Linked DNA regions of Homo sapiens: all the other regions are linked to region 3. A link is a loop called in an ENCODE intact Hi-C map of the cell type or tissue named here. Cell type or tissue: Caco-2. All regions are shown on one strand. Links, peaks and the distances in the headings refer to the core of each region. The heading gives the core; the rest is flanking DNA. Region 1 holds the start of LOC107984563 (a long non-coding RNA gene). Region 2 overlaps LRCH1 (leucine rich repeats and calponin homology domain containing 1). Region 3 holds the start of LOC124903171 (a long non-coding RNA gene).

Evidence for each region. Peaks named below come from ENCODE experiments on the same cell type or tissue, not always from the same donor. Only the 100,000 strongest peaks of a DNase experiment are listed, where the experiment ranks them.
Region 1: a loop joins it to region 3, with 7 times the contacts of the local background. A loop is called at or near these places in 4 of 110 quality-filtered maps.
Region 2: a loop joins it to region 3, with 4 times the contacts of the local background. A loop is called at or near these places in 3 of 110 quality-filtered maps.

Annotation. Positions count from the first base shown.
Region 1 is chr13:46,758,106-46,768,541 of GRCh38, forward strand. It overlaps LOC107984563 (a long non-coding RNA gene), which reads left to right and starts at 2,053. Exons shown (of 3, transcript XR_001749983.2): 1 at 2,053-2,143; 2 at 2,732-2,829; 3 at 3,396-3,527. In Caco-2, for the core only: a CTCF peak has its summit at 6,092; no DNase peak of the experiment used is centred there; H3K27me3 peaks cover 115 bases.
Region 2 is chr13:46,596,845-46,607,280 of GRCh38, forward strand. All of the region lies in intron 1 of LRCH1 (leucine rich repeats and calponin homology domain containing 1), which reads left to right. Among named protein-coding and RNA genes, the nearest start is that of LRCH1, 49 kb to the left of the region's middle. In Caco-2, for the core only: a CTCF peak has its summit at 6,685 (motif pointing right); DNase peaks (open chromatin) are centred at 6,556 and 7,527.
Region 3 is chr13:46,487,366-46,497,801 of GRCh38, forward strand. LOC124903171 (a long non-coding RNA gene) reads left to right here and starts at 5,471. Exons shown (of 2, transcript XR_007063786.1): 1 at 5,471-5,595; 2 at 5,678-5,903. It also overlaps the pseudogene COX17P1. In Caco-2, for the core only: a CTCF peak has its summit at 5,744 (motif pointing right); a DNase peak (open chromatin) is centred at 3,015.

The sequences.
Region 1 (10,436 bases), core at 1,133-9,132, 270 kb after region 3:
GCTAATTTAGGGTAGGAGTTGCTGAAAAGCAAAACAAAACAAAAATAGAAAGAAAATGCTGGCCAGTACTACATACAAGATGAAAAGGCTTGATCTCAGTTAAAATATTTCAGTTTCTTGCTATTTTGGAGGAGGGTAGATGCATTGTTGCATTTTCAATCATGTTAAATGTAAATGTTAAAACTTTAATGAAAAGACAAGAGTGTCTATCACTTTCAGATCAGTAAAGAGAAGAATATAAAGTTAGAAAGTCCCTTCCAAAAGTAAGGAAGGATGTAGACTGGGGAGAAGAAGCAGAAGGAACAGAGTAAAGGAAGGGACCCAAATAACAGAGCAGAAATAAACTCAGATACATCAGCAAGCATGATAAATAGCAAGAAACTAGATAGCTGAAAGGCAGATTGGATTTCCAAGAAAAGCAACTATATATTTACAGACACAACGAGATATAAGGGCATAGACTGAAAGTAAAAAGACAGAAAGTGATGCCACACACTAATTTCTGTTTATATATGAATAATAAGAAAGCCCAGCAAACACTTGAGAAAGACTGTCTAAATAAGTAGGCTGGAAATCTGTGTCAGTACAAACCCAGGGCTAAGACAGCTGTGTCCTACCTGTAGATCTTTCTTTTCAGAAGTACGTGTGTTTATGGGCAGAGGATGCTGTCAGGCAGGTCTGGAGCTGAGGATCGCTGCGTGAAGCACAGCGTCATCGAGAATGCAAGACAGTCATCATCTGGATGAAGGTAAAGTGACATTTACTGACAAGGTGAGAGAGGCGATGACACCAAAGTCATGGCAGGCAGTTACCTATAGAAAATCCATCTGACCATTATGCTCTGTGCTTTTTAATGCTGGTTGCAAAGATAAATTGGGTCAGCAACACCCATGATAAGAAGTCACTGAGCATTTAAAGGCAGTGAGCAACATATTGGTACTTGTGAGTCATAAAATGGGGCAAGGTGGGGATGAGACTGGGGAGGAATAGCGGATAGGCTGCCGCTTTCCAATGTGACTAGGAATGCCAAAGTAAATAAAATGGGGTACTTGGCCAATAAACTCTCCTAACAACTTGCTATAGGTTAGATATGGTTTGTTTGGTTCTACCAAGTTTCATGTTGAAATTTCATCCCAGCGCTGGAGGTGGAGCATAGTGGGAGGTGTTTGGATCATGGGAGTGGGTTTCTCATGAATGGCTTGGTGCCATTCTGCCAGGAGTGAGTTCTCACTCTTAGTTCCTGTCACAATTGGTTGTTGAAAAGAGGCTGGCACCTTCCCCCTCTCTCTTGCTTTCACTCTTGGCATGTGATCTCTGCACACAGGCTCCCCTTCACCTTCCACCATAAGTGGAAGCAGCTTGAAGCCCTCACCAGCAGCAGATGCTGACATCATGCTTCATGTAGAACCCCGAGCCAAGTAAACCTCCTTTCTTTATAAATCACCCAGCCTCAGGTATTCCTTTATAACAATGCACACAGACTAAGACACAACTATCGCTTTTCTCTGAGAAAAAAAGGCCAGGCACAGTTTCTCATGCTTATAATCCCAGCACTTTGGGAGACTGAGGGTGATGGATCACTTGAGCCTAGGAGTTTGAGACCAGCCTGAGCAACATGGCAAAACCCCTCCTCTACAAAAACAAACAAACAAAACATACAAAAATTAGCAGGGGCATGGTGGCTCGTGCTGTAGTCCCAGATAGCTGGTGACTACAGCAAGACTGTCTCCAAAAAAAAAAAAAAAAAAAAAAAAAAAATTTGCTGTCCTCTAAGTTGATTTCCACATAGACATCTGCTACAGTCACAAAAGCCAGAGGAAGGGGAAGGGGAGAAGACATGTCTACTGCCTTGGAAGACTCCACACAGCCTCTAGTTAGACTGAATGTGTAGGTGGTGAGGTAACAGAACTCCTTGCCACATAATTTTATTGCTTAACTGGGCAGAACTCTGCTTGAATATTGACTTTGTGCCGTTGGCTTCTTTTCCTGCTTCCTGCTTCAGCTCTTCCAAAGTGTTGTCTCAAATCTCGTTCAGTCTGTCCCCAGCTTGCCTCTTAATTTACAAGGAAAATGAGGGCCTCAGCAGTGAAGTGTCAACTTATTTCCTGTCTTGGAGGAGTAGATGGCACTTCTCCCTCCCAAGGTTAGATGCCAACTCCACAGCCTTGGGAGATTTTATGTTATTTGTTCTCTCTCTCTCTCTTTGTCTCTTGATCTCCTCCTCCACCCTCTCCTCTCCACCTATAGTTTAATTATTCAGCCACAAATTCAAACATTACCAGGCTATAAGAAAGATACTTTTCTTGACTTCATCTTTTCCCTCAAAATACTGTCTAGTTTCTCCTCTCCCTGTTAAGTTCTTTAAAGAGTATTCTATAAGCAATGCTGGAGTGTAAACTTAGAAAGAATAGAGGTCTTGGTTTTGTTTACTACCATATCCTCAAGGCTTAGAACATGGCCTGATATATAATAGGTGCTTGATGAATATTTGTTGAATAAATGAATGGACAAATGCCTTCATTTCTTCTTCTAACCATACCACTTCATTGAAAATACTTTTTGGTCATGGGTCCCACATCTCAGTTGCCAGATCCAATGGCCTCTTTTCAGTCCTTGTTCTATTTGACCTTCCTGTGGCATATGAGATCATTGAAAACTTGCTTCTTGAAAGCCAGTTCTCTCTTAGTACAATTTTTATCTCAATGTTTTTATTTTTCCATCTTCTTCATAGGCTTCTGTTTCTGTGCCCAACCCCTGCCCTCCTGGAAATGAAATGCTTGGCACTCTTCCATCCATGCTGAAGATCTCTGGTGGTGTCCACCAGCCTAGGTAACTTATAACTCTGTATATCTTCACAATGCTAGGTCCATTCTGGGTATCTTCACTTGGATGTCCTATGGGTCCTGCAAATATGTTTAAAATTGACCTCCCTCTGCACCTCCCCAAACTCCTTCTTTATATGCGTTTCCCGGTTCAGTGATTTCATCATCTTCCCAGCCTCCCAAGCTAGACACTGCAGGATGACCACTGATGTGTTCCTGTCCTTTTCAGTCTGTCACTAAGCCCCGCAGATCCTCCCTCAGAAACATCTCTCAGCCCCAGCCTCTCCTCTTTCTCCCTGCTACCTTAGCGCCTGCCCTGATCAGCTCACCCTGGGTAAGTGGTCAATGGCTCATTTGTCACCTTGTCTCCCTCCTCTTCTTCCTCCCTTCTCTGCTGCTACAATAATATTTAGAAAAAGCAAGTCTTATCATGTCTCTTCCCTACTGGAAACATATTCAGCACTTTACTATTACTCACACAATTGATTTTGGTGCTATGCTTGCCCTTCCCAGACTGTTTCCGTCCTACTGCTAACACCCTCTGCTGCAGCCACTCCAGTCTCCTCTTTCCAGGTGCTCCCATGTCTTTGTTCCCTGTGCTACGCCTGCTCCTTGGAATACCCGCTCACCTCTTCTTGACTTTATGAAGTGCTACTGAGCCTTCAAGACTTACGGACAATGTCTCCTTTTTGGTGAGTTTTTTCCCCATCCCCTCCAGATTATTTCTTTCACCTTGGCACCCCTGAAAAAATAATCTGTGTCTGCTTTATGTTCATTTCTCAATAAACCTCTTTTATCGAGCTCGTATTAGACAAATAATAATTTCAATGGGGAAAGAGCATGAAAAGACCCCACAATAGTTCATTTTTCTTACAGGAATCTAAATAAGGGAAGTCATGGATATAAGTGATGAGGAAAACTAAATACAATACCCAATGCTTATCGAGTGGTGTGATGGTTGATTTTAGGTGTTAACTTGACTCGATTAAGGGAGGCCCAGATAACTGGTAAAGCATAATTTCTGGGTGTGTCTGTGAGGCTGCCTCCAGGAGGAGACTGGCATTTGGGTCAGTGAACTGAGTAAACAAAACCTGCCCTCACCAATGAGGGCGGGCACCACCCAATCGGCCAAGGGCTCAGATAGAACAGAAAGGCAGAGGAAAGGTGAATTCTCTGTTTCTCCTGAAGCTGGGGCACTGGCTTCTCCTGTTCTCCTGAACTGCAGGTTCTCCAGCCCTCTGCTAGAACTAGGATAGAAGGAGCGCCAACATAACATCCTTTTACACACATAAGTAAAAGAGAGAAAATGACAATAGGAACTACATGACAATTGGACCCCAAGACTTGCACCTGCAGTCCCCCAGGTTCCCAGTCTCCGGCGTCAGACTGAGAGTGACACCACTGGCTTCCCTGCTTCTCAGGCCTTCAGACTTGGATTGAGCCACACTACCAGCTCCTCTGGTTCTCCAGCTCTCAGATGGCATATCGTGGAACTCCTCAGCCTCCATAATCACATGAGCCAATCTCTCTAACAAATCCCCTGTCATCCATCTCTCTCTCTATATATATCCTATTGATCTTGTTTCTCTGGAGAACCCTGACTAATATGAGTGGCTACTACCTAATTGGCACTGTTCAGGAGGTGTACAAGTAGCAATGCCTGTACATCTTACAAGAACCCTGTGAGATAACATCTACAATCATCCCCATCTCACAGGGAGGTCAGTTGTTCAAGGTCCCATGAATACTAAGTGGCGTAGTTGGGATTCAACTCCTGGAGTTTGTCTTAGAACCCACACTTTTAACGATTATGCTATAACATCTTCCTCTATTTACCAAGTCACTGACCAAATATCTAATAATTAAAAAAAGATGAGTAAATAGCTCAAGGCTTTACTTGGGTTGTTTCATTTGATCCTCTATGACCCTAGGATGTAGGTCCTATTGTCATTATCTCTCTTTTACTTATGTGTGTAAACGATGTTATGGTTATAGCAGAGGTCCCAAAATAATGGGCGCTCTGTTCCACCACCTTCCAAAAACAAGGTGCTTGTTCATCGCAAAGAGGATGCAAATCCCACTTCTGTCCAACAGGCTCTATGAAGAATACAAGAAGAGGTGAGGAGGCCAGAAACTTTCAGAGAAAGATGTTGGAATGCTGTGCATTTGCCCACCTTCCCCTCCCCTGGGAACGAGGAGGGCAGAAGAGAAGAGGTGGGCAAATGCACAGCCTGTGGGGTGGCAGGGCAAAGAGACCAGGCGGGAGGACACAGGTTTCTCCAGATGTGGGCCCTGCAAAAGGGAGCTGCTACCTAAGGCTGCCTTGAACTGTACTGGACAGGAACTTTTTTTTTTTTTTTTTGAGTTGGAGTCTTGCTCTGTTACTCAGGCTGGTACGATCTCAGCTCACTGCAACCTCTGCCTCCCGGGTTCAAGTGATTCTCCTGCCTCAGCCTCCCCAGTAGCTGGGATTACAGCCGTGCACCACCACACCCAGCTAATTTTTGTATTTTCAGTGGAGACGGTTTCACCATGTTGGCCAGGCTGGTGTCAAACTCCTGACCTCAAGTGATCCACCTGCCTTGGCCTCCCAAAGTGCTGGGATTACAGGTGTGAACCACCACACCCGGCCTGGAGAGCACTTCTTGAGGGCTGGATGAAAACAACTGTGACTGCAGCAGAAAGGTTGAGGGAGGATTCGAATGGTGACAAAGCCCTTAGCCTGGTCTTTTTGCCATGATCCAGGTCAGAATGATTACGTAAGGCTGGAATATTTGCAGGATCGTCTTAGAATTCATGCTTGAAAATCAAACAATCATTCCAACATCTGGGATAGCCTCTCTGCATTACGTAGCATGATATGGGCTGGAATATTTTATTTTTATTTTTGAGACAGGGTCTTTTTTTGTTACCCAGGCTGGAGTGCAGTTGTGCAGTCATGGCTCACTGCAGCCTTGATCTCCTGGGCTCAAGCAATCCTCCCACCTCAACCTCCTAGGCAGCTGGGACTATAGGCACACACGACCATACCCAGCTAATTTTTTTTTTCTTCTATTTTTTGTAGAGACAGTGTCTCATGGTTACCCAGGCTGGTCTCAAACTCCTGTTTAAGCAACCCTCCTACCTTAGCCTCCCAAAGTGCTGGGATTGCAGTTGTGAGCCACTGAGCCCGGCCTATTTTACATTTAAAGCAGGGCATGTTCTGTCGTCTGTCAGGTCTTATTTGAATATAACTAAGAAAATGGGTGATTTGCTATTCATCCTAGAAAACTTTTTAAGAGTGCACGGTATATTTATTGTGCTTCTCCTAAAAGAAACACTGGGTGGCAGTGTTTTTACTCAAATGTTTTCAGAAGAGACCCAAAAGGAAAAGGCTTTCCTCTTTAAGGAATATTAATCCCATTGAACCAGCAATGACTAATAAGGCAATCTGCCTTCAATCAACCACGTGAACAGCCTGGGGTCAATATTACAACTCTAAATGCAGGGTTTAAATGCACACACACACACACACACACACACACACACACACACACACACACACACACACAAAATAATACACCCCAAAACCAGAATGCCCAAAATAATATCTAGGATAAATTGGAAAAAAAAAAGTCCCTTGCCTCACCCACTTCCCAGCTCCATGCCTCATTTTTAGGGGTATTTGAATTTTTCTAATAAGCCCAATAAGATGAAAATGTTACTTTATTTGGTTGAGTATACTATTATCATCCAACAAAGAAAGTGCTAGAACTCTATTTTCTTTATGTACTATCACCAGAAAGTGAAGCTCATTAAGTGTCGTTAGAGACAGAAGCTGCCACCTGGTGCCAAAGAGACACAAATGAAATCGAAAATTCACTGGTCATGGATTGGAATCCCAGAGTTGGGCCAAATACAACAACAAATAAAAAAATATATATCTGATAAGCAAAAGACATTTTCTCTTGGACTAGCAGGGCTATGAAAGGATGAGAAATTTACAAACTATGTTCTCTCTTCGAGGAAAATATTTTATTTCTATAGCCAACCATTCTTTGTACTGGCAGAGTAGAAACTAATAGCGCAATAGATAATCTGTGTGTTGGTGCTCACAATGTTGTCTCCTCTCACTTAAAAAGTTGTGGTTTAAAAAGTAAGCTTAAAAAGAAATTTGGGAGGCACATTTGCCACACACACCCATACTATATGACTTTTAATTTATAATTGTATACATTAGCATACCAATATGCTATGTATATTATAAGGCATGCACAAAAATAGAAATTTTAACAGGAGATGATGAAATAAAAATAAATATAGACAGAAGCTCTAATCCTGTCCATTGGATGGTCTTGTGCACCCCTGAAGGACGGCACGGGTCACTTTGAAGTTCAATGGCCCTAATGCATCTAGTCACTAACATCTGGATAAGATGACAGAGATTTCATGTGGGTATCTTGTCTTGCTACACAGCCCTGGGAGTTAGTGTAGGGGTTTTTGTTTATTTACTCTGCTTTCCAGTGAGGAATTGGCCTTTGAAAGATGCAATGACTGGCCTGAAGTACCTTTGGGAGGCAGGACCTTACAAGGGTTTCTTCTCCTGAAAGTCTCATTATTCACACAGTCAGCTATGTTAATTCTATTTTTTTTTTTTAATTCCAATGTGTTTTTGAACCAGAACTTAAGTTCTCAGAAATACAAAGTAAGAAGCATGAAAATGTGTTTCTGGACCTTGGCACAGATGAGTGTAAGCACTGTTCTTTCTGATTTTCAACATTTATTAGTGTTTAAAATTAGTATTTTACAACTGAAAATATACATGAATAACTTTTTCTGTAAAAATGATATAATCCACCAAAAATAAAGCTTTTCTGGCTGTTATTTTCAACTCTGGTGCCCTCCTCCTCTTTCCCAGAAGTAACTCATTATTTCCATTCAGAACTTTTCCCATGAAATATATTTGTACCTATAGCAAAATACATATTGTTTTGATGGCTTGTGAAAATGTAAACAGTGTCAAATTTTTCACCAACTTACTTTGATTCTTAAATATTTGGGGTTGTTTTCGTATTTATTACAAACAAGGCTGCAATGCATGCCTTTACACAGGCCTCCTTTTGTATATCTTTCTCCACAAAGCTACTGAAAAATAATTTGGCAGCACCATTTACAGAAAGGCTCATGTTTTCCTCACTGATTTGAGACATTGCTATTAACATACGCTAAATTTCTGTGTGGGTCTGTGGCAGGACTTTTCTGATGGGATGAACTCTTCTGAGTCCAAACCCGTTTTAATTATCACAGCTTTATAATGTCTTGACAACTGGCAGAGCAATTTGTTCTCTCTCAAGCCGTCTTGGCATATTCTTCCATATAAATTTTATAATTAGCTTGTCAAGCTCCATGAACAACTTTGAGATTTTGATTAAGATTATATTGCATTTGTAGATTAATCTGGGGTATGTTTGTAGCTTTACAATATTGAGAGTTTTATTCCATGAATATGATATTGCTTTCCATTTAAGACTTACTTTATTTGCTAGAGGTATTATACAATTCTGGTTTGAGTTCTTTCTAGGTAGTTTTTTGTTGCTGCTGTGAATAGGATCATTTTAAAATAATTTTTATTAAACATAGACTTATAGAAAAATCACTAATTTTGAGACAGTTATATTGTTTCTAGCCACTTTACGAAACTCTTACTGGTTCTAACACTTTGTCCTCCATTTCGACTGTAGTGGATGCCTCTTTTGTCATGGTCCCCTGTGCTGCTGTGGCCATCGCTGCATCTTTACTTCCCCCCACCACCCCCCCGGCAACCTCTGCCAATGTCTTCTTAGCTACTGCTGTTGCCATCCCCATCACTGGAACACCAACAGTGACATTTCCTTTCTTCATCCGAAACCCCAATTCTTCAGATTACTTGGAGGCTAGGCTTCAAAAATGAAAGCTTAAAAAAAAATCTGGCTGTTTTAATTTTAAAGTGGCTTTCATTGCAGAAGGTCGATAAAACAATGTAATCTGTTACATACTGTATATACCCAGTGTGCCTAAATACAAGACAACCTTGAACATGAGAGGATCTGCATTTTTCTTTTTCTTTTTTTTTATTTTTTGAGATGGAGTCTCGCTCTGTCACCTAGGCTGGAGTGCAGTGGCACGATCTTGGCTCACTGCAACCTCTGCCTCCCGGGTTCAAGCGATTCTTCTGCCTCAGCCTCCTGAGTGGTTGGGATAACAGGTGCACGCCATGATGCCAGGCTAATTTTTGTATTTTTAGTAGAGATGGGGTTTCACCACGTTGGCCAGGCTGGTCTCAAACTCCTGACCTTGTGATCCACCTGCCTCAGCCTCCCAAAGTGCTGGGATTACAGGTGTGAGCCACTGCGCCTGGCCTGGATCTGCATTTTTCTAATGATAACATCCAAAACTTTGGCTAATTCGAATACATTTATACATTTTTAAATATATAATTCATGCCTACTTGTCACAGATTTTATATGTATACTTTAAAAATACTTGAGATATGTCAGCTTGGAAATATTAAATATTCTGTTGTAAGATTTTATGACATGGTTTTATCTAAACTCATTTGCATCGTCAATATCAGTAACATCACTACAGCCATTTTTTTCTGGGGGAGGGGGCAGATAGAGTCTCAGTCCGTTGCTGGAGTGCGGTGGTGCAATCTCAGCTCACTGCAACCTCTGCCTCCCAGGTTCCAACGATTCTCCTGCCTCAGTCTCCTGAGTAGCTGGGATTAAAGGCACCTGCCACCACACCTGGCTAATTTTTGCATTTTTAGTAGAGATGGGGTTTTGCCATGTTGGCCAGGCTGGTCTCAAACTCCTGACCTCAAGTGGTCCACCCACCTCGGCCTGCCAAAGTGCTGGGATAACAGATGTGAGCCACCACGCCTGGCCTACAGCCACTTTTTGCAGCAACTTTTCACATCACCTTCACTTCTAAGTGGTTTGAGATACAATATTACTTGAATTGATAAACGATGTAGCCACTGGAAATTGTATCCCCCAAGATAAGTATTCTTTGCAATAACATCAGGATTTTTAAATTCTTCATGCAGTAGTATATTTATGATCTTCACAGCATAACTACTTAATATACTTTTAATGTAAACCTTATTAAAGTATAACACATATTAAAAAGTTTATAAATCCTAAGTGTATGGCCTGATGAATTTTCAGTGAACATGCTCATGTACCAAGCACCTGGATGAAGATAGCATCACCAGTACTCTCTCCTGCCATGCTCCAATCACCTCTCCCTCAGAATGCCCCCCACCACCCCCTTCCATTGCCTTGCTATGTGTAACACCTCCTGTCTTCAATACTATGCATATAAAATGGTACCAAGTTATTATATAGCACATAATTTGGTGTCAGGATTCTTTCTTCCAGATTATGATTGAGACCCCATCCATGTTGCTGCATCCAGTTATAGTGTGTTTATTTTTATTCATGTAGAATATTTCATTGTATGAATATGCTCCAATTTTACTAATTCTGTTATAGATGGATTCAGGTTATTTCTAGATTTTGGCCATTGTAAATGGTGCTGCTGTAAACATTCTCATGTAGCCATAATGTTCCTGTTAAGTACAGAAACATGCAT
Region 2 (10,436 bases), core at 1,712-9,711, 110 kb after region 3:
GGAGTGAAGAGGACATTTTCACCACCCCAGGAAGATAGTAACTAGTGCTCTATGTATGTAGCTCAGAGCCCTTGAATTTTCAAGTGACCTTTTAAAAGTTTCCCCCAGAAAGGTTTGAATAGACTTCCTATCTATTACTCTAAGTTTAGGTCTAAGAAAATTCCCAAATGGGTTAATACAGTCGATCCTCAATCTTTGAGAATTCTGTATCTGTGAAATTGGCCTACTTGCTAAAATGTATTTGTAAGCCCCAAATCCATCCGTGAGGACTCTTTGTGGTCATTGGTGGATATGTACAGAGCAGCAAAAAAATTTGAGTAGCTCAAGGTACACGTACCCGGTGGAGGTTGAACAAGGTGACACTCTGCCTTCTTGCCTCAGTTCTCATACTGTAAACGAGTGTCCTGGATGCAGACAATTCAGTGCCATGTCTTCTGCATTTTTGGGCTTTTTCTTGGTGATTTCACTGTTTAAAATGGCTCCCCAAATATAGGGCTAAAGAACTGTCCAGTAGGACTTTTTTTTTTTTTAGATGGAGTCTTACTCTTGTCGCCCAGGCTGGAGTGCAGTGGCTTGATCTTGGCTCACTGCAACTTCCGCCTCCCGGGTTCAAGCAATTCTCCTGCCTCAGCCTCTCAAGTAGCTGGGGTTACAGGCATCAGCCACCACGCCCGGCTAATTTTTATATTTTTAGTAGAGACAGGGTTTCACCATGTCGAACAGGCTGGACTTGAACTCCTGACCTCAGGTGATCCACCAGCCTTGGCCTCCCAAAGTGCTGGGATTACAGGCGTGAACCACCGCGCCTGGCCCTGTCCAGTGTTTTTAAGTGCAAGAAGGCTGTGATGTGCCTTATAGGGAAAAATACATGTGTTAGCTAAGCTTTCTTCAGGCATGGGCTTTAGTGCTGTTGGCTGTGAGTTTAGTGTCAATGAACCAACAACTTAGATCAAATAAGCCATTTTTTTTTTAAAAAACAGAAACACACATAAAATGACGTTATAAGTTGGTTGATGAAAATTTTGTGACCAGAGGCTTGCAGGAACCTAACCCTGTGTTTCCCCCAGAAGCTAAGGATTAGTATTTCCTATGGCGGTGTTCAAGGCAACTTCATAGACAGAACTACCATCATGAATAACAAGGATCACTGTGTGGGCTGAGTGCGGTGGCTCATGCCTGTAATCCCAGCACTTTGGGAGGCCGAGGCAGGCAGATCACCTGAGGTAAGGAGTTCAAGACTAGCCTGGCCAACATGATGAAACCCTGTCTCTACTAAAAATACAAAAATTAGCCGGTCAAGGTGGCGGGCACCCAATAAAATGACAATAGAGTTTAAACTCCATGGTTTCTGAGGCATTTTCTGAGTAAATTGGCATACAGCGTATGTACTCTTTCCTCTAGAAGTTCCAGAAACAACACTATTTCTTTATGTGCAAAATGGCCTCTTTTGAGCAGCCCTGGGGCAGTTTTGTCTGGCCCTCTTGCAGCCAGGGTGCCCCAGTTTAGTGTACAATTGGTATAAAAATAGGCAACACAGGAACTTGCTTGTCTCGGGGGAAAAGACGCTTGCAGATTTATAGAAATTTTACATTTGTATGCATGATATTCTGTAGGTTCAAGAAAAAACAATTCAATTTCAAGATAACATTCTACAGGGTAAATAAAATTTAATTTCAATAAATTTAAGGGGAAAAGTTGTCCATCTTTCTATACTTTCTGTAACTTTTGTAGTTTCACCACTAACAACAACAAAAAAAAAAGAACACAAACAAAATAGCCTTGCTCTGGGTTTTGAGGAAATGGTTTTGCAAGGCTATTTGGTTAGACAATGAATTAGAGTCAGAACTTCCGGGATGGGCTTTCGGTAAGGGAAATGCTTAGGCTGCTGCAAAGCCTGGATTCAACTTACACAGGATCCTTGAGAAGTTGTTCTTCGCATCCAGAACCATGGGCAATGCTCTATGGTATAAAAACCCCGAAGGTAAACACTGTCTGATATATATTTTTTATAATTGCAAAATACACATAAACTTACCATCTTGACTGTTTTTAAGTGTGCAGTTACATATTCACATTGTCGCACAGTCTCCAGAGCTCTTTTCATCTTGCAAAACTGAAACTCTGTACCATTAAATGACTCTTCATCTCCCTCTCTCCAGCTCAGCCCCTGGAAACCACCATTCTGTTTTCCATCTCTATGAATTTGACTACCCTAGGTACCTTATATAAATAGAAGCATAGAGTATTTGTCTTTTTAGTATTGGCTGATTTTACTTAGCATTATATAATGTCCTTAAGGTCCATCCATACTGTAGCAGGTGTCAGAATTTCCTTCCTTCTTAAGGCTGATTAATATTTAATTGCATGTATACACCACATTTTGTTTATCCATTCTTCTGTCAATGAACATTTGGGTTGCTTCCACAATTTGACTATTGTGAATAATGCTGCCATGAACGTGGGTTTGCAAATATCTCTTTGAGACCCTGTTTTCAATTTTTTTTTGTTGTTGTATACTCAGAAGTAGAATTGCTGGATCAGACGGTAACTTTATTTTTAATTTTTTTGAGGATCTGCCATAATGTTTTCCATGGTGGTTCCACCATTTTACATTCCCACCCACAGTACACAGGGGTTCCAGTTTCTCCACATCCTTGCCAACATTTGTTACTTTCATTTTTTTTGGTAGCTGACTGATAATTATGACTAAATAATATTGTTGAAGAACTATTACAATGTCAAGAAATTTTGGCCATCAGTGATAGTCTTATGATTAAACTTAGTAGTATTTTATTATTAAACTTAGTAGCATTTATTAGTAGTAGTTTTATTTCAGAAATATTTGCATTTTCCATGTTTCTAGCCCCTCAATTATGTAGGTAGAAACAAATAATATAGAATCAATTTACCTTATGTTACCTTAGAACTGTGGCCACAGCCTAGTAGGTGCTCAGTTCATTTTTGTTAAATGAATGAATCAATGACCATGAAGACAGTTCAGGTTATTTGTTATGGAGATACGTAATGGGATTGGAAAACATGTAGGGTAAATGTATTAGCCCTCTCCTGTGTTAACTCTTTAGCCCTTTCAAAACTAAAGGTATTTGGCCATGTGCGGTGGCTCACGCCACCGATCTTAATTTTTTTATTTTAAAAATAGCTTACTTAAAAAATAGCTTTGTTGTATTAAAAAATAGCACCCAGCTAATTTTTGTATTTTCAGTAGAGACAGGGTTTCACCATGTTGGCCAGGCTGGTCTTGAACTCCTGGCCTCAGGTGATCCACCCGCCTCAGGCCTCCCATAGTGCTGGGATTACAGGCGTGAGCCACCACACCCGGCCAGGCTTTTTAACATAGTAACATAAACATTTTTATTCTCACAATGTCTTTATGGTTTGGGAATGGTGGCTTCCTGTCTTTCAGAGTCTGGTGTTATTTGTTTTTTTGGTGTGTGCCTTGCAGACACCTGCACTTGAAATCTTTCAGGTATTTTGCAGTCGTTTTCTCAGATGGCTGGATTATTTCAAGCCAAGAATAACAGAGTTAGGGTCAAGACTGTGAACCGTATGGTCAGTCCTTCTAAGGAAGTATTTATTTTTATTCACTTTTGTTTGCCTTTCCTTGGGTCATGGTCCTAATTGCTGTTCCCTTTGGCTGCAGTTATTCAAAACTGAATTTACTGCTGAGCCTAAGACAGTGTTTTTCAAACTTTTAAAATTAAGACACCCAGTAAGAAATATGTTTTACAGTTTTTTTACATCCTGACCAGATTTACACACACACACACACACACACACACACACACACACAGAACCTGAAGTATTTGTTGCAAGTTGCAGATGTTTACAGTTACTGCTAAGGATATGTGTTTCCATTTAATTTACATAAAATACTGTTCATTGAATTGATTTTATGACTCACATTATTTCATCATGCAGTTTAACAAATACTGAGCACTGGTGTCACAGAACTTTGTCGTTCATGCTCTTTAGCAACAGTCAGCTTTTCTGCTCATGACTGATGGCCTATTGCTATGATTCTGTTAGCGCTTTAAAGCAATTTGATTGTCAAAGTCATGTTAGCTCTGGTTGTGTATTCAGTTACTCAGTTTCACCTTTACAGGCAGCTGCTCCTTGGGAAATGGGGCTTGCTGAGCAGGTTGAATGTTCCATAGAATCAGATCTATACTTTGGGGAACTCAGCAGTATGGGAATCACAAGCCAACCCACCCTATCCGTTAAAGGGCTCAGGCCCATTGGTCTCCATTGTCACTTAGACTAGCACAACATCACCTACCTCATGGATGCTTTGAGGGCAGGGCCGGTTTTGTTTTTCTTTTTATTCCTCAGAGCCCGCAGCATGATTCCTTGTGTGGAGAATATGCATCAGCCTTGGCTCTGGTCCTCTCTTCACTGTCCCTCTTCTCCTCCCTACAGAAAACAGCAAAGCATGTATAGAAAGAGATGTGCAGACTGTGTGGAATGACCTGAGGGGTAACTTGCTTAGAGGGTAGAGACTGTTGTGTGTAAAAACTTATGTTTGAGGCAAATTGCAGGAAAAAGTTCTTTAAATGAAGGAAAGATAAGATTATAAGTTTTTTAAAAAGTTGTCTTAATGAATAGAGGAGAATGACTAGTCATTATTTCATAGATCATAGGTACATAGGTGATTTTAAAGGTTGAGTGACTGGTCCCTTGAGGTTAGTTCAATGTCCTCTTGTAATCTGAATTTTTTCATCAAATTCTTTTAAATCCAGGTGGGGCTCAGCTCCCTCTGAAGTATCACAAAACCCTAAATGAATTAGGTTAATAAGACTAATTATATTTCCATAGCAATGTTTAAGTGGCCTGCTGCCCAATCACCTTCCAAGCCCTGCTCTGTTGGGTTTCTTTTTACCCAGTCATGATCACGTAGGACCAGGCTGTTTTTCGTAGGGGGTTATGGAGTCGCAATGCCTGGGGTGTTAGGAATATAGGCTGGGCTTGTATCATAGTACCCACGCCGCTGCCTAACTCTTGATATCCAGTGACTGAGTTGGACTTTGTAGCTGCTTTCTCTTTATTAGGAGAAAAGAGCTTGTTTAATAAACCTAAGAATTAATAGCCTGTGTTCAGTAGTTGGATTTGTAACCTGAATGTTTTTATGTCTACTGACTTGCAACGTTGTCATATAAATTAAAGATCATAGATCCAGCTATGGTTTAAAGGTGACTTCCAGGACATGGATTTGAAAGATCAGAATTTGAATCTCATCTCTTTCCATTCTAGCTTGGTAACCTTGAGGAAACCACTTAACTTCTCTAAGCCTCAAAGGTGTCAAGTAGATTAATGCAACTATGTATAGCTGACCCTGAGGAATTTTTGGTTCCGCTAGAATAAAGCTTGAATTTTTGGACATTAGAAGGATCTTTGAAGATGATGTAGCTTCGTTGTGTAACTGAAGACCAGAGAAATTTAAGTGAGTTTCCTGGAATAGTTTATGCCTCTGCTTCCTGTGTCATGATTACCACCCAGAACACGTGCTTAATTGGGGACAGGTAATCCATTCAGGGTGAAGAACATGGCTTTTGGGTCAGTCTGCAGTGGATCTAAATCAGCCCCCTGCTGTTTACTGTGTCTGTAGTCTAGAAAAAGCTATTTAACTTCTTGCAGATTTAGCCTAACTATGAAATTAAATTGGGGATTTAAAAAAACTCATAGGGACGTGGTGAGGCTTGACTGAGATAAATTTATGCAAAGCTCTTAGCACAATGGCTAGTACCCAGAAAGTGCTCAACATTATTATTATTTCCTAATTGAAGGGCATTGATGATTTAAAATAAAATGGAGGCTGGGTACAGGCTCATGTCTGTAATCCCTACACTTTGGGAGGCCGAGTTGGGTGGAACACTTGAGCCCAGGACTTTGAGACTAGATTGGGCAACATGGTAAAACTCCATCTCTATAAAAAATACACAAATTAGCTGACTGCGGTGGTGCCTGTAGCCCCAGCTACTGAAGAGGCTGAGGTGGGAGGATGGATTGAGCCCCGGAGGTCAGTGCTGCAGTGAACCATGATTGTGCCACTGTGCTCCAGCCTGGGCAACAGAGCAAGACCCGGTCAACAAATACATACATGCATACATACATGCATGCATACATACATACATACATACATACATGTAAATAATTAAATAACTCATTTCTTGTCAGATAAATGGCTGTATCTTTATAATAAGATATCTGTATCCTGTGACTTCATCCTGTAAATAATTTTGTGCCTCTTGTGCTTTCTATGATCTAGGGAGGAGAAAGCTAATTCTTCTTCATTTTATGCACGGAGCAGAGACACGGAGAGCCTCTAATTTATTTCTTCTTGGTGTGGCCCTGTTTTCTGAGCATGGGTGTGTCTGATCCCTGGGGAGAGCAGAGCCACACTGTGGATCTGAGGTGCTGGGAAGCCATCCAGTTTCCTCCTCCTGACCCTGACTCAAGTCTTCCCTGAAATCTCTGTCAGCCCCATTCTCTTTCTGTCAGCCCCATTCTCTTTCTGTCAGCCGCCCTCCTTACATAACCCAAATGGGTTGTTTGCAAAGCTAGTGTCGCTGAGGTGTTCTGTGTACAACAGAAAAGAATCTAGGGAGGATTCCTATGTGTCACTAAAGCCAGTAATTAAGTGGACAACAGGGGGAGCTAACACTGAATGCACCAATAAATTTCAAGACTCCTGCTACCCTAGGTAACCGAGTCAATAGTATTAGAAACCATTTTAAGCATTGGTAGTTTTAAACATGCTGTTTAAAAACAATTTTAAATTTACCTTCACTTTTCTAATTGGATACTTTACTATTCAGAGTACTATGAGATGAGGGTCTCGCTTTGGAGTGCAGGGGACTGATCTTGGCTTACTGCAGCCTCAATCTCCTGGGCTCAAGCGATCCTCCCACCTCAGCCTCCTGAGTAGCTGAGACTATAGGCTCGTGCCACCATAGCTGGCTAATTTTTAATTTTTTTGTAGAGATGGGGTCTCACTATGTTGCCCAGGCTGGTCTTGAACTCCTGGCCTCAAGCAATCCTCCTGCCTTGGCCTTCTAAAATGTTGGCATTATAGGCGTGAGCCACCATGCCCGGCCAAACTTCTTTTGAAATTAGCTTGTTGATTCTTCCTCACCTCCCAGTTGTTTTTGTGCCAGAATTAATTTTTCTCCTTGTATTATAGAATAGTTTGGAGGAGTATTGAAAGAATTAGGGGGTAGAGTTGCCAGATGTAGCAAATAAAAATACAAGACACCCAGTTAAATGTGAATTTCATATAAATAACTACTTTTTTTTTGCTATACATATGTCCCATGCAATATTTGAGACATACTTATACTAAAAGATTGTTAATTATCTGAAATTCAGATCTAACTGGGCATCCTGTATTTTATCTGGCAACCCTAACTGGGGTGGGGATGGTGAGGAGGGCCTTGGATGTGGCCAGAGGAGAGGTGTCAGAGCCTCAGGTGTCTTCTTGTGGGTGACCGAGGTGGCTGCAGCACAGTAGCCTTGCTCCCTGGGTCTGGGGCCTGTGCCTTCTCCCTGTAGTCACTTAGAATAGGATGATGGGGGTGGCTCAAGGCAGTGGAATAAATTAATTCTGAAGGAACACACTGGGCCAGAGTCCTAGAACAGTTTACTTAATGATAGTGTTATTTTAATTTTCAATTGTTTGCCTTTCTTCCCTGTGATACGGAATAAACATGAAATTGTATCTGGAGCGGAGCAGGCAGAACTTACATCTTGTTGGTCTTGTTCTGCCCTCAGCCTCTGATGTTCTACAAGGTTTATCCTTTTGTTTCTTTTTTTATTATCCAAGGAATGAGATATGCCAGAAAAATGTGACAGGTATTTATGAAATGCTTTGAACTAGGTGAGCTTAGAGCATAAGTAATTTTAGGTCATTTATCTCATCACAACACTATCTACAGAGTTTTAACCCTTATCATAAGGAACAGACCATGATGACACTGACATTATCAACATAACGACACACATGCTTTTCTATTCCTAATGCTTTGGTGAGAGAAACTGGGGCATCGGAGAATGTTCTCAGCCATATTTTTGATATGGCCTAAGGTATAATGAACAAAAGCTTAGATGAGAAAAGTCCATCTGATTGATGCCTGGCTAATTGACAGCCAATTATGTCATGGTGCCAGTTCTTAAAGAAATTGACCCATTAATCCCTTTGTGTGGAGAGGCCAGCCAGCAGGCATCTGCTTTCTTAGCATGCAGCAGTACTGAAAAGTTTATTGAAATAATCGTCACCTGTCCTTTCCAAATCTTAATTCTTCTGAGTTTAAACATGTTTTCTCTAAGGAAAGTCGGATTGACATGAAATCACACATGTCTGGAATTATCTCTGAGTCCTTTATAAACAGACCAAGACTTGGAAGGGCACACCTTAGGTTACAGAGTGTTTTCCTGGGCTGGGCTCCAAAGCTTCCTGACTATTGAACAATAATGTGTTCTTTCCATGCTACTTTATATATTTATTTTACAGAAGCCTTGTGCCTTTTATCCGTTCATATCCACTTTGAAAACTTACTTGTGGCCTGCCAGAGCAGAGGTACAAAAAATTCCGGATTATTTTCTGTTTAGAGGCCCCACACAATACAGTATATGTGCTGAAGATGAGGGCACTCCTCCTCCTCCTCCTCCTCCTCCTCCTTCCTATCCTACCCCTTCCTCCACCTCATTTTTCTTCTTCTTTTTTAAAAATAATCATAAGCATGTGTTTTCTTCTCATGTGCTTGTAAATATTTTTGTTGGGGATTCTTGACTGGGATTTCAGAATATCCTGATAGGGAGAAGTTGGGTATTTCTTCATGAGATAAATTCCTTAAGGAGAGATTTGAATAGTTTTGACCTTTGGGTTTTCTTTTCTCTTTCAGTTTTCTTTCTAAAAAATGTTACATTTCTTGGTTATGAGATAAAAACAAACCTATAATTTGTGATAATGGGTGAAAATGTGATTAGAATTCACATTCTAGGTTTAATAATGACAGACTACTTATGAAAGATAAGATGTCAGAGCTGGAAGGCTTCTTAGATATTGTCGGGTTCAATATTCTTTTCTCATTAGAGGAAATGGAGACTCAGAGACATGAAGTGACTTCTCCAAGGTCACACAGTAAGTGAGTGATGAAGCTGGGAGTAGGACCTCTTTTGCCTGACTCCAAACACAGCTTTCCCCAACTATTGAGGAAAAGGACTCAGGACAATTTAACATTTCAAGTCATTGAAATATCCTTTAAATGCTCAAACTCTAATTTTAACCTTATGTGTGTGTGTGTGTGTGTGTGTGTGTGTGTATAAGTCGTTCTAAAGTACTTAACCTTCTGAAATCTTATTTTGACCATGTAGAACACAGTTCGACCTTTTTTCAATCTCATCATTATCAACACTGTTTTGTGAACATGGGTCATTGTGGTTTTAATTCATGGGTGCCCTTGGGCTATTCTGAGTCTATAGGACTTGCCCTTAGTTACATTAACACTCCCACATGACAAAACTCATGAGTGCATGGGGAACTTTTTGATATCCTTCCTCATTGTCAGTTGTCACTTTTTGCTACTTTCAGAGGTGATATTTATAGCATTTCCCCCCTTCTGTGTTGTTCCTACCCACAGGATTTTAACTTACAGAGATGACTGAATGATGACACAGAGGGGACAAGTCCATTGAAATAAGTCTTGTTTTGTTTTGTTTTGTTTTGTTTTTTGGGACAGGGTCTCACTCTGTCGCCCATGCTGGAGTACAGTGGCACAATCTCAGCTCACTGTAGCCTTTGTCTCCCAGGTTCAAGCTATTCTCCCGCCTCAGCCTCCTGAGTAGTTGGACTTACAGGCGTGGGCCACTACGCTCGGCCAATTTTTGTATTTTTAGTAGAGATGGGGTTTCACCATGTTGGCCAGGCTGGTCTCGAACTCCTGACCTCAAGTGATCCTCCTGCCTCGGCTGGTGTGCTAGGATTACAGGTGTGAGCCACAGCACCTGGCAGAAAGAAATTTTTTTTTATTACTCACATTTCCTAAGAGAAGAGGGCATTCCATGCCACACAGGGCCAGGAGGAGAAGCACCTATTTGGGTGAAGAGGAAGAGATGGGAGTCAGGGGAAAGCCGAGGCCAGAGCCTTTACTGGGTTTTTATGGAAAAGGCAAGGCAGACTGGAGGAATCAGCTTGGGGTTGGCTAGGCGCTGGGATGGTCTTTAGTTGTCAGTTCCTGGCCCTGAGAGATTTAGGGCAGGGGAAATGTGGGCTGGGTAACTGAGAGTTAGATAAGGAGGTGGCTCAGCTAGATCACAGAGGAGATGGAAACTACTTGGCTGTTAACTTGCCCTGTAATTGATGGATACCAAATAGCCAAATACAGATTCGGAGAAAATGCAGGACAACTTCCCAGGCTTACTTT
Region 3 (10,436 bases), core at 1,102-9,101:
TGTCAGTTTGTATTGCTACAGCAAAGTACTGTAGCATGAATGGCTTAAACAACAAACATTCATTTCTCACAGTTCTGGAGGCTAGAAAGTCTAAGATCAAAGTACCAGATAATTCAGTGCCTGGTGAGGATCCACTTTCTAGTTCATAGATGGCTGTCTTTTGCCTTCACATGGTAAAAAGAAAGCAAGGAACTCTTAGGGGTTCTTTTTACAAGGGCACTAATCCCATTAATGAGGGCTCCTCCCTCAAGGCCCAATTACCTCCCAAATACCCTACCTCCTAGGACTATCATTTTGGGAATTAGGATTTCAAGACATGAATTTGAGGACACGAACATTTAGTCCATTACACAAATGTTCATACAAAGACATAAATACAAATATTCAAAACAATTTTATTTGTAATAGCCCAAACTGGAGACAACCCAAATGTGCACCAACAGGTGAATGGGTAAACAAACTGTGTTCTATCCATACAATGGAATACTGCTTACAAAAACAAAGCAAAACAATGAATGAGCTATTGATACATTCTCCAACACAGATGACTCTCGGTTTCAAAATAATCAGCCCAAGTGAAAGTGAAAAAAGCCAGACAAAAGAGAGTACATACTCTATGTATTAGTCCATTTTCATACTGCTGTAAAGAAATACCTGAGACTGGGTAATTTATAAAGAAGAGAGGTTTAATTGGCTCATGGTTCTGCAGGCTGTAAGGAAGCATGGCAGCACCTGCTTCTGGGAAGGCAAACTGTCTTACATGGCAGGAGCAGGAGAAAGAGGGAGCAGGAGGTGCTACACACTTTTAAACAACCATATCTCACGATAACTCACTCACTCCCTATCACAAGAGCAGCACCGAGGGGATAGTGCTAACCCATTTATGAGAATTCTGTCCCTATAACCCAATCACCTCCCACCAGGCCCCACCTCCAACACTGGGGATTACAATTCGACATGAGATTTGGGTGGGGACACATATCCAAACCATATCACTGTAGTACTTCACTTACATAAAATTCTACAAAATACAAACTATAGTGACAGAAAGCAGATCAGTTGTTGCCTAAGAAGGAGGGTTCATGACAGGTGGGAAGGAGGGATTACAAAAGAAGAGGAGGAAATTTTAGGATGACAGAAGTTGTTATCTTGATTTTGGTGATCATTTTAGGGTATGTACATATGCTAAAACTTGTCAAACCATACACTTTACATATTTGTATTTAAATATCTTGTTATATGTCAATTGTACTGCCATAAAGCTGTTTTTAAAAAAAAAAATCCCATACACATGTTTAAGTCCTACATTTACTTGATTTAGCTGCAGTGTCTGAGAAAACTGGAAATTTCCTCCTCTTTGAAATGTTCCTCCCCTTCCTTGGCTTCCAGGACCTAATTCCCCTGAGCCCAAGTCTCTTTCTGCCATACCATACAAACGGTAAGAGATTCAGTGTTAGCTGTAAAGATGATTTTCGAGTTCCATCTGTGAATTTTAAGCAGATTGTCTTATTTGTCTATCATCATCTTAAGCAGCTACAATAACCACAGAAAAGCAGGGAAACTTCAAACCAACTTGCAACTTCGAATGTCTCTATCGATGCTTTTGTATTTCCTAGCTCCTGTGACACCAGAAAGGGGGATAGGTTCGCATTTCTGCGTATTTGGTATTTTTTGCATTTATAAATTTACTACCCCAACAGAATTGCAAGACAAAAGATTCTAAGAACCAACTGTGGGCCGGGTGAGGTGGCTTATGCCTGTAATCTCAGCACTTAGGGAGACTGAGGTGGGCGTATCACCCGAGGTCAGGAATTTGAGACCAGCCTGGCCAACATGGTGAAGCCACGTCTCTACTAAAACTACACAAATTAGCCAGGCGTGGTGGTGGGTGCCTGTAACCCCGGCTACTCAGGAGGCTGAGACGGGAAAATCGCTTGAACCCGGGAGGCAGAGGTTGCAGTGAGCCGAGATGGGTCCACTGCACTCCAGCCTGGGCGACAGAACAAGACTCTGTCTCAAAAAAAAAAGAACCAACTGCCAGTTAACTCAAAGGCCTTCCAGTGTGCCCTGCAAACCTGCAGAGACCTAAACGAGTTGATCTCCAGTTGCTCACATGAGCAGTCTCATCCTTCAAACAAGTCTGGTGCACACGGTGGGACTTGGCTGGGCTTTCGCCTCCTTAGATGCAGTGCAGGCAAACATCTCTAGCTGGACTGGAGACCCCCACCTTCACCCTGCTCAGGAAGAAAGGATAAAGGAGCATCTTGGTCATAGTCCTCCTCAGCCCTGCAGCCGCTCACACCAGAAGCATAAAGAAACGGAAAGTCACTGTGCTTCCAGAAAGTTGCTTTGCCTTCCCAGACAACGATTGAGTCACTTTTCTGAGATTTGTTGCCAACTTATTTTTAGTTTGCCCAAGAGTTGCCCAAATATGTTATGACATATGTTTCTTTAATAAGTCACCACATGTGGTTTGAATTTCTTTAAGAGAGGAAAAGAAATCTCCCAGGTGGTGGGTCTGTAGTTTTACCAGGACTCTGAGGCGCAGAGCCAGGAAACACAATCCCAAGTTTCTGCCCAAATGCCCTGAGTCACAATCATCAATGCTTGTAGGAGTCACATGCTTAGCTAGTGACAAGCGCCTGTTTGGAGATTCCCCTGTTTTACTAAATTCGAGGTTGTCCTCAGTAGCCATCTAATTTGGTTACTACCAAGCTTAATTTTTAGTCTTTTTCCAGGAAGCGTTTAGCTCAGTTTCTCTTTCAGATGGTATCAAAAGGGTTAATGCTTCTAAGATGCTTAGTTCAAAGATCTCACTACAAATGTGTTTGTTGACTGCTTCCAAATAAAGATTTAATCCCTTGCTCTGGCAGAAGCAATCCTTTCTATTTCCAGGAAGAAAACAAACACTGTCTGATAGGACTATTGCTTAAAAGCCAGGCAAATCCCACCTGATTAGGATAATGTGTGTGTTAAGATAAAGGAGAAACACCACCACATGCAGCAGTGAAGGGTAGGCGCCAGGCTGTGCTTGGGAAGCTGTGATTGCTATTGGCTCTTTTGGGATACAGAAGTGAGTTGGCCAGAGGGCACTATTAGTTCCCCAATCCGTCAAGGGATATTTGTATCATGAACTGGTATTGAAAGAGATGAAAAGTCAGAGAGTTAAAGCCAGTTACAGGGGTATAAAAGTAATCAAAGGCAATCAGTTCTCCCCCACCCCCACGCTTCCCTTTGGGGTAGATGTTTTCAGAGAACAGCTGCCTCTCAGAAGCAAACAGGCAGAGCTTCCTTTTCCACATTGACAAGAGTCTGAGCCTTGAGCCCCTGACCTTTGGAAATGGGATATATAGAGCATTACAGAAGAGCTTATCTGGAGTGACAGAATTAAAATGACTTCTTAATTTTGAAACCAAGAGAGGGAGAAGGATGAGATGGTCTTGCTGATATGTATAGCACAGTAGGTGCAATCAACTTTAATTTAAAGAAATCGGACGAATTGGCGTTTGCCGAGGCTGGCATAGATTTGGCTGTCTCCGCTCATAGCTGCTTTTGGCGCGAAAGATGCCGGGTCTGGTTGACTCAAACCCTGCCCTGCCTGAGTCTCAGGAGAAGAGGCCGCTGAAGCCCTGCTGCACTTGCCCGGAGACCAAGAAGGCACGCGATGCGTGTATCATCGAGAAAGGAGAAGAACACTGTGGACATCTAATTGAGGCCCACAAGGAATGCATGAGAGCCCTAGGATTTAAAATATGAAATGGTGGTCTGCTGTGTGAATAAATAATTCCTGAAGGATGAAGAAGATTAATTTTGGGAGTTCTTTGATGAACTTTGATATGTGGAAAAAGTATTTATAATTTATTGTAAGAAGAAAGTAAAATATTACTAGTGGAAAAAAAATCATCCATCAAAGACTGTAGCTAATATAAAGAAAAATAAAATAATGTGCAGTGAATTTCACCAGTGTAGACAATTGTCCAGAAAAAGAAAACACAAACTATACTTTGTTTTGTTTGGTTTTTGAGACAGAGTCTTGCTCTGTTGCCCCAGGCTGGAGTGCAGTGTTGTGATATCGGCTCGCTGCAACCTCCACCTCCCGGGTTCAAGAAATTTTCCTGCCTCAGCCTCCAGAGTAGCTGGGATTACAGGTAAGTGCCACCATGCCCAGCTAATTTTTGTATTTTTAGTAGAGACAGCGTTTCACCATGTTGGCCAGGCTGGTCTCAAACTCCTGACCTCAAGTGATCTGCCCATCTTGGCCTCCCAAAGTGCTGGGATTATAGGTGTGAACCACTGCTCCTGGCCGCTACACACAATTTCTTACCTATTTTGTATATGAGGAAATGAAGGCAGAGAGGAGTGAACTGCGTGGCAGAGCATGGATTCCCATGCAGTCTCAAGTGTCCAGATTCCTCCAAAGCACTCTTGCTACTCTGCTGGGCCCATGGGAGTGTGGTTAGTGGTTTTGTTCATTTGTTTTCATGGCATGGGTTTGTTTTTGTTTGTTTTGTTTTGTTTTAGTTGGAAACTGGAAGTGTGGAAGCCTGGTTAGTGATGGCCTCCTGCTGTATGTAAATAATTTTCAACATTTACTAAAATATTTTGTATATGTGTGTGCACGGAGAGCCCACACGTCCAGTGCAGGAATAGAGTTCCCTGCCCAGAGGAAGTACTGCACCACATGATGAACAGTGCATGGGACTGGAGTCAGGGGTCCATATTCCAGTCCGCATGCCATCAATTTTGGGTTGTGTGGCTTAGGGCAAGCAACGTCTCTCTAAGCTCATTTCTTTATCAATACACTGAGTCCTATCATCCTCATATATTTATATGGGAGGAATATCACAGTGCTTTCAGCTCTCTTTAGGTTTCCATTACATTAAGGGGTTAGTTTGACTTACTAAAGCTTTCTAAAAAACATACAGTGGCCATGGAAAATGTATCTTTTTATCTCCTTTTGGTCTAGGGGATCTGCAGACTTCATGGAAGTGATGCTGCCTTTATAGTCTCTGTACCAAATAACAGATCACATAGTGCAGTGAAAAAGGGAGAAGAATCTTGGAGTCCTTGGAGACAACTACTAGTTTTTCACTGTTCTTTGCTTCCATATGATTTTCTGCTTTGCTCTTCAGTTTATAGTAATTCAATCGACATTTACTGCAACTTTGTGCTAAGCATTGGGTGGCTGGGAATATGTAGTTACTTCCTCAAGACCAAAACTCTGTGCTCAAAAGCACAACCATTAGTGACGGATTCGGATAAATACAAAGCAAAGTACAATCAGTTGTCAGCCGTTATAGAGACTGGGAGGAGGTAGAGGCACCAAGAGAGAAATAGACAAATGTTTTTAACCAAGGGGACATGAGGATGAGGAGGACATGAGAGAGAGGAAAATGAAGTTAAATTTGTGGGCTGGATCATGAAGGTCCTTATATGACACATGGATGTGATCTAGCACTATGGAATTATAAAAGGGTTTTAATTCTGATCTCATGTATGTTAATTCTCTTTCTTTAGAGCAACTCCGCAGGACTCAAATACATTCCTGGGTTACCAACAAAGACATCACAACCACCCTGACTACATCTTTGGCAGGTAGGATATTCTGATTTAAAATTGTTTAAAAGCATGGTTAGTATCAGAAGCAATGAGTCTCAAGGAAGCAGTTTTCCTCCAGAGAGAAGCAAGATGCTATTTCCTGGATCCAAATTTCCCAGGACAAAACTTCTTGCATTTCTCTTTTAAAAAATGGAAGACCACAAGAGGGCACCAAACTTCATCTTTCCGGCTGAGAAAACAGCATCTGGGCATTGCAAAGTACAAAATGAAGAGGTGGCCAAAGGAACAAGTTGTTATTGTTTGTCTTTGTTCCCTAATAAAATTAGAAACATATCTTTATATTACTTTGCATGAATGTGAGTATTGATTTATTCTTCAAACTCCAAATCTGGGTTTAAAAACAACAAAACAAAATGATACAGTATTTTCTTTGCAATTGGATTCCCACCCAATATTCAAGGACTGACGAATAAGATAATGAACCATCCTCTTCCTGATACTTGTTTTCAAGGCTGAGCAACCTATAACTGCTGATAGGTGGCTTGTTCATTTATTTATTTATTTATTTATTTGAGATTGATTCTTACTCTGTCACCCAGGCTGGAGTGCAGTGGCACCATCTTGGCTCACTGCAACCTCTGCCTCCCGGGTTCAAGCAATTCTTGTGCCTCAGCCTCTCAAGTAGCTGGGATTACAGGCATGTGCCACCACACCCAACTAATTTTTGTATTTTTAGTAGAGATGGGGTTTCACCATGTTAGCTAGGCTGGTCTCGAACTCCCTACCTCAGGTGATCCGCCCACCTTGGCCTCCCAAAGCCCTGGGAATACAGGCGTGAGCCATTGGACCCAGCCTGTTTATTCCTTTAACAATACTTATTCAGGTTTGGTGATATGCTGGGCAAGTTGCTAGGTGTTAATACAAAGATAAAAAGGCATGGATCTTGGCTGGGTGCTGTGGCTCATGTCTATAATCCCAGCACTTTGGGAGGCCGAGGCGGGTGGATCACCTGAGGTCAGGAGTTCAAGACCAGGCTGGCCAACATGGTGACACTCCGTCTCTACTAAAAATATAGAAAATTTGCCACGTGTGATGGTGCATGTCTGTAATCCCAGCTACTTAGGAGGCTGAGGAAGCAGAATCGCTTGAACCCGGGAGGTGGAGGTTGCTGTGAGCCAAGATTGTGCCATTGTACTCCAGCCTGGCAACAGAGTGAGACTCCATCTCAAAAAAAAAAAAAAAAAAAAAAAAAAAAGACATGGATCTTGGGATCAAGGAGCTTATTGTGAGTAGGGGGTTGGGGAGTCAAGCAGCTGAACAAACAAACAAAAGTGGTCACTGATCTAAGGAAGGCATTTTAATGTTGTAGGAACACCAGAGAATGGCCATGTAACTTATGTATCTCCCATGAAACCTGGGCTGTTAACGCTGTTACGGGAGGAGCAATGGCCTGGGAGCTTAAGGAGCTTAGGTGTTAGTCCTGGCTGGGCCTCCGGCTGTGAGCTTCACCTCCTGGAGCTCAGTTTACTCACCTCTGAATTGACACCATCTTCCCTCCAATCTGTAAAACTTTCTGGCTTCAACATAAAATTGGCCATTTCCATTTCAGTGCAAAGTTTTTTGTTTTTTGTTTATTTTTTATTATGGTGAAATATACATAATGTAAAATTTACCATTTAAACCATCTTAAGTGTACAATTCAGTGGCATTAAGTACTTTCACACTGTTGTGTAGCCATCACCCTCATCCATCACCAGAGCTTTCTATCACCCCAAACTGAAATAACAACTTCATATTCCCCCACCCCTCAGCCCTGACAGCCACCATTCTTCTTTCTGTCTCTATGAATTTGACTACTCTAAGTTCCTCAATAAGTGGAATCATAGAGTAGTTGTCCTTTTGTGTCTAGCTTATTTCACTTAGCATAATGTCTTCAAGGTTGATCCATGTTGTGGGTTGTGTCCACATTTTCTTCCTTTTTATGGTTGAATAATATTCCATTGTATGTGTATGGCAAAGTCATTTTGAAGTGGCTGTTTCAGACCCCACCAATCACATAATGGGAAGAAGGAGAGCCCTAGAAGAGCAAACTTGCTCCCTTCTCTCCAGATCCAGGACAGCCAATTTAGAACTCAGTGTTCAGAGGGCCTTGCTACTTCTGCTGGGGCAGCTCATTCCTTTCACAAGCTATGCTTTAGCTCCTAGTGTCTTAGTCCTTTGGTCTACTATAACAAAGTACCATAACCTAGGTGGCTTATAAACAACAGAAATTTATTTCTCACAGTTCTGGAGGCTAAGAATCCAAGATCAAGGTGCCAGCAGATTTGGTATCTGATAAGGGCCCATTTCCTCATTCCATGGAGGTGTTTTCCAGCTGTGTCCTCACATGGTAAAAGGGGCAAACAAGGTCTCTGGGGCCTCTTTTGTAAGGGCACTAATCCCATTAATGAGGGTTCCCATGACCTAAACACCCCCCAAATTTCCCATCTTCTAAAATCATTACCTTGGGGGTTAGGATTTTAACATGTGAATTTTAGAGGGACACATTCAGACCGTAACAACTACTCATGAAATGGCCCTTCCTTCTTATTTGTTGAGCAGGAATCTTGTCTCTACCTCATAGGAAAGAAAATATTTCATTATCCAAGTGTCCTGAACAGGGAAGACCAAGAAAATAAAGATATACTACTTTCTCTTCTTTACCTGAGAAGGCAGCAAAATAAGATGCCAGGAGCAAAAAAGAGCTGTGTGTTAAGGGTATTTAGAACCTGATTTCTCCATTCATGCAATTTATCACCGACCAGAAAATCAAGTATGGAAAATGTGGTCTTAATTACTACCACGTGAAATTGCTAAGTGATGTGGTTGCGAGGAATTAGACTTCTGGAAGAAGAAGAAAACAAAAAGCCAGTTTGTTCAAATAGAATTTTATGCCTTGCTCAAATGTAGACTAGAGGCATGTAGGTGACCATTGGCTCAAAGCATCGCTGTTGGAAACCAGACAAGGAATATATTGACTTTGAGAACATTTGCCAAACCTACTCACAATAAAATAATATGGTTTCATTTTCAAAGTGCCTCAAATGTGAGACTCTCTTGGAAGTTCACAATGCCTAATTCCCTGTCCTGCTTGAACGCTTTCTACAAGTATAGAGTAAAAAGTAGATTTGGGGTCTGGGCAGGGTTCGCTGCGAGGCTAAAGTATTTCCCATGAAGACTAAAGGACACCATTGATAGAAGGCTTGAGTTTTCCCAGAATTGAAATAGACGAGAAACATAGAATTTCATATTAACACACTCACAATGCATAAAGCTTAAAATAAATCAGGCTGGTCGAATAGAAAACAGATGGCAAGGCTTTTGTCCTTTTTTCTTGAAGGCCAATTTTGTGGTGAAGTGCTCCAGAAATTGTGTGTTGGTTAGATGGGTGTGCAGGCTCTGGAATCTGGTCTTAAACCCCAATTCAATTCAACCTTTCCTAGATATGTAGCCTTGGGCCAGCTAGTTAAATTTTTTGAGGTTCAGTTTTCTGTGAGATGGAGATAATAATATTATCTGTATTACAGGATTTTATAAGAATAAAATGATAAGTACTTTTTTTTTTTTTTTTTAAGACAGAGTCTCACTCCATCACCCAGGTTGGAATGCAGTGGTGTGATCTCGGCTCACTGCAACCTCTGCCTCCCAGGTTCAAGAGATTCTCGTGCCTCAGCCTCCCAAGTAGCTGAAATTACAGGTGTGCCACCACGCCCAGCTAATTTTTGTATTATTAGTAGAGACAGGGTCTCGCCGTGTTGGCCAGGCTGGTCTCCAACTCCTGACCTCAAGTGATCTGCCCTCCTCAGCTTCCCAGAGTGCAGAATTACAGATGTGAGCCACTGTGCCTGGCAGATAAGTACAAATAATTAAACAATAAATATGGACTGGGCACAGTGACTCACACCTGTAACCCAGCACTTTGGGAGGCCAAGGCAGGAGGACTGCTTGGGCCCAGGAGTTCCAGACTAGCCTGGGCCACATAGCAAGGCTCCATCTCTACAGTAAATAAATAAATAAATAAATAAATGAAACTAGCTGGGCATGGTGGCGCACACCTGTGGTCCCAGCTAATCGGGAGGCAGAGGTGGGAGGATGGCTTGAGCCAGGGAGTTTGAGGCTGCAGTGAGTCATGATCACACCACTACACTCCAGCCTGGGTGACGGAGCAAGACCCTGTCTCAACAAAAATTAAATGAAAAAAAAAAACAGGAAAAAAAAAAGTAAAACCTTTGGCATGATGGCGTTGTTATTGTTGTTGTTGTTATTGTTATAATTATTATTAAATATTTTTAGGATTGGATGTTTTTTCTCTTAGCTTACTAATCTCTAAGTAAATACAATAAGGGAGGCAGCATGCTATAGAAAAGAAACCAGTGGTCTCTGCCCATAAGTATCAAGGACCTTAGAGAAAGCATTATGTCTCTCATCTCAAAGCTAAATTTGATCTTCTGTATTATGGTGATGCAGGGTGTATGAACTTTACTCGACAAACTTGGGTATACTGGACACTTATTTTTCTGAAGCCAAGTAAACTCTGACCCTGGGCGCACAAAGGAGGCAAGAAATTTAGTCTTGGTCTTGTTGATAGTCTCCTCCCTCCCCGAGGAACATTTAAGAAGGGGGTCCTTGATCTTTAGTCCATATACTGTGCTGGTGCAAGGTCCTTTGTCCAAGTCCCTTGAAGGTGGGTCACTCTGATCATTCTTTGCCAAACTTGAGCATAGGGTCTTGGTCAGGAGCAAAGAGCCCCAGGGTACAGTGCGCACCCACCCTTAGTGTTCCAACCAGACATTTCCTTCTAAAGCCCAGTCACCTCCTAGAGGGATGGGGGCTCAGGT